2 separate regions of the Homo sapiens genome follow, and region 2 is linked to region 1. A link is a loop called in an ENCODE intact Hi-C map of the cell type or tissue named here. Cell type or tissue: heart right ventricle. All regions are shown on one strand.

The links. Peaks named below come from ENCODE experiments on the same cell type or tissue, not always from the same donor. Only the 100,000 strongest peaks of a DNase experiment are listed, where the experiment ranks them.
Region 2: a loop joins it to region 1, with 3 times the contacts of the local background. A loop is called at or near these places in 2 of 110 quality-filtered maps.

Annotation. Positions count from the first base shown.
Region 1 is chr7:139,993,481-139,997,480 of GRCh38, forward strand. The region is part of intron 9 of TBXAS1 (thromboxane A synthase 1); the gene reads left to right. Among named protein-coding and RNA genes, the nearest start is that of PARP12, 67 kb to the right of the region's middle. In heart right ventricle, CTCF peaks have their summits at 2,250 and 2,452; a DNase peak (open chromatin) is centred at 2,251.
Region 2 is chr7:139,880,280-139,884,279 of GRCh38, forward strand. All of the region lies in intron 3 of TBXAS1 (thromboxane A synthase 1), which reads left to right. LOC107986853 (a long non-coding RNA gene) reads left to right here. Exons shown (of 2, transcript XR_001745384.2): 1 at 1-154; 2 at 1,837-3,645. Among named protein-coding and RNA genes, the nearest start is that of TBXAS1, 53 kb to the left of the region's middle. In heart right ventricle, no CTCF peak of the experiment used is centred here; no DNase peak of the experiment used is centred here.

The DNA of each region.
Region 1 (4,000 bases):
CTGCTCAAGTTCATCTCCTGCTGACCCTGCGGCCCTGCTGCCTGGGCCTAGAATGGACGCACTTCTCCACAAGGCCTTGTCTTTCTTGAGATTCTCACAGTGTGACCCGAGAAGCATGCTCCACAATTTCTTATCAATTGAACACTAAAAATCCCATCTAGCTATGGGATGCCTAGTTTCTCCTCCTGGATTTTGTGGTTAAACCCTTCTGTCTCCAATGCAATGTAGCAGTGAGCACAGCTCTGGACCCGCATCCCAAGGCCTGAGGTCTAACGCTGCCTCTGCCCCCTCCTTTGCTGTGCAGCTTAGGCAAGTCACTTCACCTCTCTGGGCTGTGGTTCCTCATCCATCCAATGGGAGGGTTGAACTGCTCTTTGTTTGCTTTGCTTTGCTTTTTCTTTTTCTTTCTTTCTTTTTTTTTTTTTTTTTTTTGAGACACAGTCTCACTCTGCCACCCAGGCTGGAGGGCAGTGGCTTACTGCAGCCTTTGCCTCCCAGGTTCAAGTGATTCTCCTGCCCCAGCCTCCCAAGTAGCTGGGATTACAGGTGTGCACAACCATGCCCAGCTGATTTTTTTTGAGATGAAGTTTTGCTCTTGTTGCCCAGGCTGGAGTGCAATGGCGTGATCTGGGCTCACTGCAACCTCTGCCTCCCAGGTTCAGGTGGTTCTCCTGCCTCAGCCTCCCGCGTAGCTGGGATTACAGGCACCTGCCACCACACTTGGCTAATTTTTTGTATTTTTAGTAGAGATGGGGTTTCGCCATGTTGGCCAGGCTGGTCTCAAACTCCTGACCTCAAGTGATCTGCCTGCCTTGGCCTCCCAAAGTGCTGGGATTACAGGCGTGAGCCATTGTGCCCAGCTGCTCTTCCCTTTTTACTGTCCTATGACTGGTCTCCCAATGCCAGCTGAGAGTGTTGGTCTGATCTCTTTTCTTCTAAGCTGGCCACACAAATGGACCTCAGTTACTCAGTAGCCCTTAAAATCTGGTACCAGTCACCATTTAGGCCTCTGGACATCATCCTTGGGCAAAGGAGGCTTTTTTTTTAAGCTTGGGCCTAGCCCTCCCCACTTATATCCTGGACTGTGAAAATGGACCGAGTGGGCAATAGGGAATTCAGGATGAGCTGGAAAAAAAGAAAAAAAAAACTCCTGCTGCAATAAATTACATCACAGTGGAGATCTCTTTCTACCCAGAAAATTCTGAGCCCAGACAATGGCTCATTTATTTCAGACAATATTCAATACAACAGAATTCCAGGTCAATAGAAGGATTTCTGCAGGTTCTTAGAGTTGGTAGCAAAGGGATTTAACCCACGGAGAAAAGAGAGCTGTTCAATAATAGATTCCCAGGCGTGAGGGAGGCCTTATTAATAAATCCATCGGTGGTCTGCTGAAAATGCTGCCCCCTCCCTTGCGGGCATCCCACCTGACGACAGTGGGGGACTGATGCACCCAGGGCCCTGACCAGGGAGGACGTTTGGGTAAATATTTGGGCAGAGATGGCTGCTGCTAGAATGGTGAGCAGAGCTGGGGAGCGCAGGAAACGGCCCCTTTCTCCCAGGCCCTCAGATGAGACATTTTTATAAACATCCAGGCAGGCAGCCTCTGAAGACTCCTGGGCTTTACAAACACATCTCGTATTCTATAGTCAGCTGAGACCATGCTTTGAGCATGGGCGGTAAGAGGAGCAGGAAGCAGGAGGGGCGGGGAGGGGTCTGGCACCAGCTTTCTAAATTTAACATGCAGTTGCTTTTAGGCCAGTGGATAAAAAATAAATTCCAGTGCTTAAAGCTCTTATCTTTGTTTACCATTTCCCCAAACAGCTAGTGACCTGCTCTCTGACTCCTACAGCAAATCATCAACAAGATGCACACGAAGATGAGGGATGGGAAATGCAGGAGGGGTGTGCGGAGGGCAAGTTGATGGCTCTCCGCCTTCCCGTCACGTTTATTTGGCCTGGCAGAGTGACCAGGATCTGCTAAGGTCATGAGGCTGTCCCTGGGTGGGTGGGGGCGTGGCCATGCTGCATCAGACCGGTCCAGAGGTGGAGGGCACCTTGGGGTCTCTCGTGTGGCTCTCCTGTTGATGAGGGACCTATGAATATCCCACAGCGACCTTTTCAGATGCTCCATAACCTCGTGTGAAAAGCCCCGGTGGACCTGGGCTTGCCTATTGCATTGTGAAGTTGTAGTCCTTTGAAAATCCTGCCCCACGTGGAGTCAGAATCTTTCTTTCTGGGACTGATGCCATGGGGCCTGGCTCCACCCCCACAACTGCATGGCACAGCACTGCCTTTTCCTTGGCCATGGGCTCACCCTGCAGATGGGTGATGATGCGCTCCTGCCTCCCTTCAGTTTGTTCTGTTCTCCCAAATTCTTTCAGTGTGCCTGGTAGAAGCAGTCTGCCAGTCTCCCCTCGCTCCCTCTCATTCATCCCCTCTCTAACTACTCATCCTGCGACCCCACTGACTTGGTTTTGGCCTTGTCCCTGCCACAGTTGACAAATATAATGGCGCGTCTTCTTCTTCATTATTATCATTATTATTACTGGCAATCATAGTCCACTCTGCCTCAAACTCCTAGGTTCAAGTGATCCTTCCACCTCGGCCTCCCGAGTAGCTGGGATTACAGGTGCACACCACCATGTCTGGCATTTTTTTTTTTTTTTTAGAGATGGGGTTTCACTATGTTGTCCAGGCTGGTCTCGATCTCCTGGCCTCAAGCAATCCTGCCACCTCAGCCTCCCAAAGTGCTGGGATTACAGGCGTGAGCCACCGTGCCAGCCATCAATGGTCTCTCTTAGTCTTGAATCTCCCAGGCACTGTCCAGGAGATCTGAGATGTTTTCCAGGGTCCCTTACTTTCCAGTTGCCCTGCCACCTTCCCCTGGGAAGCATTAAGGTTCAATGCTTGGCTCTGTGCTTGTTTTTCTTACCCCTATCCCAGAGGACTCATCCCCGTCTGTGCGATACCATCTCCCCACTTCTACGCCAAGCTGCTCACGGTCTCACCCAGGTGGGGTGGTGGAGGGGGCCTCCAGCAAAATCCTGCAAAAGCTGATCTCCTTCCCCTGGAAGATGCTGCCCCACCCATGTGGTCCTCTTTCTGTGTTTCTCTCAGCCACTTAGGAATGAAACCAGGGAATCCCTTTCATCTCTCTTCATTCCCTGACCCGTTAAATCCCAACACCCTCACCTCCCCTGGTAGAGCTTCCTTTATGACAGTGATTCTGAAATCCAGGCTGCATGTGATAATCCCTTGGGGGACTTCTAAAACAATACCAATTCCTGCACCCCAATCCAGACCGATTAAGTGGAAATGTTTTGGGATGGGCCCCAGCATCAATAGGGAACAGCCAAGATAGACAGCCACTGCTGATAAGGCTTCTCTCTTTCAGCCCCTTTTCCCATTCTGACTACTGGCCTTGTGATTGGAGCACCTCACTTTTGCCTGGACTATTGCAAGAACCTCCTGTCTTATTGACCTATTTCCCAACTCTTTCTACCTCAGCCATCCTACATGTCGTTGTCAGATCACACAAAGCCATTTTCAGTATGTTATCTTGACTCATCAAAAACCTTCAGTGGCTCCCTATTACCATAAAAATAAATCTGTGAATGAACAAATAAATGGTTTCCCAAATACAGAGTAAGTTCTATATGGCACAGAACCGTATCTTATCCCCTCTCTTTCCCTGCCCCTCACCCCACACACTCTGCTAATCGGAGTAAATAGAGGGAACCAGGATCTGTGGGGTGAGTGAACAAAAGCATTTTCTCTGCAAATTAAATGTGGTCCACTCACTTCCCAGTGCAGAGAAAGTGGGCTAGGTGATTTAACTATCACTTACTTAGGGGCTTATTTCTTTCAACATCATATACAGTCAGCTGTGAATGTTCCATACTAATGGAAAAAACAGAATCCTAAATATTACCAAACAGCAGATAATTCAAAGACTCGAATCTAGTTGATGTTGGAATGCGTTTTTGCTTATGAGTGCT
Region 2 (4,000 bases), 110 kb before region 1:
GGCTCCCTCTTGTTGAACTTGACTTTTACACTTCCTGGCATCCATCAGCTATGCCGCTCCATTTTGGTAAGTGGCACCTGCATCCCTGGATCCCTTCATGATGCCAGCCTTGTTGCATAACCTCATATACTCCCATCAGAGCATCAAGTTGTAGGTAGGTAAGCATGAACTTTGTACATAATTCATAAAGTACAAATGAGTATAAGAAAAAAGTACACTTGCTCCCACCCTGGGGCCCATCTGCTCCTTCACAGAGGCAACCTCTCTTAAAAATTTCTTTATAGTCAAATGGATCATATATGATACATGCTGTTCTTTACCTTGCTTTGTTCATTAATGGTATTTGGGAAATTGTCCCATTTTGCTTCATTCATTCTTGTTAAATTAGGTAGTGTTTTTAAGGATTTCCTTGTATGAATGTATCCTAATTTTTAAAACAAGTTCTCAATTGATAAACATCTCTTACTTTTACAAACACCATCGCAGTGAAGATTTTCATATACACATCATTGATGTCTGGGGTAAGTATGCAAGATAAATTCCTAGAAATGGAATTATTAGGTCAAAGATGGTCTATGTTTTTAATTTCGATAAATATGACTAAATTTCTCTTTCTAGGGTTTATGTCAGTTTAGATTCCCATAAATATGCATATGTCCCTCCCATACTTGTCATTAAAATGTGTGGTCACAATTTTAAATCTTTACCATTTGATGGTATATTGCTGCAGTTTCGATGTGCATTTCTCTAATTATGAGCAAGTTTGAGCATCTTTTCATATGTTTAAAATGCAATGTATTTTGTTTTCTGAGGGATCCTTTGCCACTTCTCTGTTGGGTTATTGATCTTTTCCCACTTTATTTGTAGAAGCTCTTTGCATATTAAAGAAAGTAGCCTTTTATATGCCTTAAATAGTTTCTCCTCTTTATCATTGTCTTTGACTTTGCTTATCATATATTTCTTCCAATCAGAAAACATTTGTTTTTGTGTTGTTGACTTTAATTGATTTTAACAGTGTCTACATTTTGCATCTTACTCAGAAAGGTTTTCTCCACCAAGGATATTTTTTCATAAACTTTCATTTTTCTAGTTTCTTTAAATTTTATTTTTAAAATATAGAATGTTTGATATATCAGGAATTTATTTGGAAGATGGAGTTAGGGACACACCCTTTTTCCCCCCCTCCAGGAGGGTAGAGTTCCATCTGGAAATTCATCCTTTTCCAAATGATTTGAAATGTCACTTTTATCATTTATTAATTCCTAGGTGTATTTCTGATTTCTCTATTCTGTTGTACTGCTTAATCACAAGCCAGGGCTGCACTGAATATCCTCGTTTGGATGTCACGTTTGTAGCTTCTTGTACCTAGCTGCAGTAGGGTGTTCTAAGAACATCTTTGTAAGTATCAAAGCCTGAAGCAATCTATCTCCCAGGGAACCTTAGGTCCCATACTGAAAAAAAAAATCAATTTAGCAAATAAATAAGCCTTTGGTATAAAGGGCCTGACACTTAGCTTCAAAGTTCACACCACAGGAGGGGGAGGTGTCTCATATGCCTCCAAGTTGGAGGTTTTTAGCACCATTTTTAAAATTTAATTAGCTAGCATGCATGAACTAATAGCACCTTGTCACCAGGCAGTGAGGAAGTTGAGAACTTTGGGATACATAAGGAAAAGCATGTGGCATCAGCAATCAAAATAACAAGGTCGTTTCAACACTTTTTAAAGCTCAGCTTCCATGGTGCCATCCATTAGGAGAGTCTGTGTTCTGGAAGTGACTAAGGTGTGAACACTTTTCGTGTAATTGCTCTTAACCATCATGTTTATGTACTATTTAGATGGGGTTGAAGAACAGCATAGAGATGGTTTACTTTAATACTGGCAGATGGCTATGTGAGACTTCCTGGCCTACCATCATGGATCAAGAACAACGGGAATTGAAGGGCTCTGAAAGACTCACCTGTTGGACATGTTTGTTCTTTGACTTAGAAGATATGAGACATCTGAATACACTGGGCTTGAACATGTGGCTGAGGATAGGGTAGGGTGGAAACTATTGCTGATTTGTCCAAGAAAAGACAAGTACTTAGACTTAAATTGGGCAGCTGACACCTGGAGATGGCACTTGTTTTTAAACTGGACTGAGCTCAGTAGAATCATAGATGTTGAAGAAAGGTGGAAATTAAGCCACCGTTGTGGAAGAGCTTCCCAGACACTGATGCTAAGGAGTCAAACTTTAGGTTTTTGCTGCTGATAAAAGTGCAAGCCTCAGTATGAGGCTCATTTACTAAATGTTTGACCCAAAAATGTGGCTCAATTCTAAGAGGAATTGATGAAAATGAAAATATACATAGTATATTGAGAAAACACAATACCCTTGAAACAGTGGAATTAAGCACAGAAGTCCTGAATTATTCTAACATCTCTGGCCATGAGGCCAAACTGTGGGCAATATTTGGGTCCCCTAGCTTGGTGAAAGCTGGCTTTCATGAAAGCGTTGAAAGCAAAGCTGTGCATTGCCGTTCCCAATAATGTGAATCTGAAAGCAAAATTCATGTGAGACCATCATGATGGTCTGTAGGTCATAATTATTGAGCATCATTCAGTGAGTGAAATATCAATATTCTCACTGGTCAAAATAGCTTAATCATGAACACTAAGCCTGTAAGAGCACCTTTTTTAAATGATTGGAATTCACTAAACTGCATTATTGCATTTTAGGGGGGCCATTATTCTCTAAAAGTGAATGCCCTGACATAGTGTGCTGATGTTTTAGGAGGCCTTTGAGAATAGGAAGAAAGTTGTCCACAGGACAACTATCACCAAGCCAAGCACACTGCCCAGTAGGTGGAATTATCAAAGGAACAATTGTCCACAGATAAATAAGTGGCTTAGACCAAAGAGACAGAGGAATTTGATTTGAGTCCCACTTTTCTTGAATGAACCATTAATAGACTCTTCACCCTTACCTGCCACCAGCATGATCTCGTTATACCAAATAGTGTATTGCTACAAAGCTTCCATGCTTTCTTATGATTTAAGACCACCTTCTTTCCCAGTCTTGATCCAAAGACCCTTCTGAAGTTTACCTAATTTTCTGGACTTCTAACTTCTTCTTTCAGCCCATTTATTTTATACCAGTTCATTTCCCCCCATCCTCTTTCTATAACAGCATATGGGTGATGGTTGCTGCATATTTTAATGACTACTGCTATCTAAGTCTTTGTGACCCACCCTCATAAAGATCAAGAACCTGTATTAATTCCCTCTTCTTTGGGTAGAAGCATCCAACAGGGCATGATAGCTTACAGTAGAAATCTGCAGTTAAAATCCCAGCTTCAACTTTCTTTCTCTCTACTGCTTGTTACCTTAATGGATTTAGGCCAATCACTTCCCCTCTCCAGCTTTAGTTCTCTTAGATGTAAAATGTGGGATTTGGACTAGGTCGGTGATTTTGACACTGTTTAATCATGAACCTCAGTAAATAATATATTAACCACATTGTTATCTAATACACACACATACATTTGAAATAAAAGTTTTACAGAAGAACACCTTATTCACAGTATAAGAACCACTTTGATCTATTCTATTGTATTGTATTCTATCTGTAAAAAATAAAACATTTACAAGTTGGTCACAGCCCATTAAATTGATTTCATGACCACTAGTGAGTCAAAATCAGCAATTTGAGAAGCAAAGGGCCAGATGATATCTGAAGTCCTTTCCAGTTGTAAACTGGATGACTACAAACCAATGAGACAGCCCCTATCAGTGTGCATCAGAAAATTGTTAGAGGCCATTGTGTTTGCCTCTTTGTGGTTTAAGATTCTGAGAAACCTCTGTCAAAGTCAGTAAAAGCCCACCGTTCACAGCTGAAACCGAACTCCAGTGGAAGCACTTCTCCTGCAGAGACCAGCTCCCGCACCTGACTGTGGGCCCAGGCTGGGCACCTCCCACCCAGTAGCACCTTCTTGTTCTTTAAAATCACAAGTTCAACTA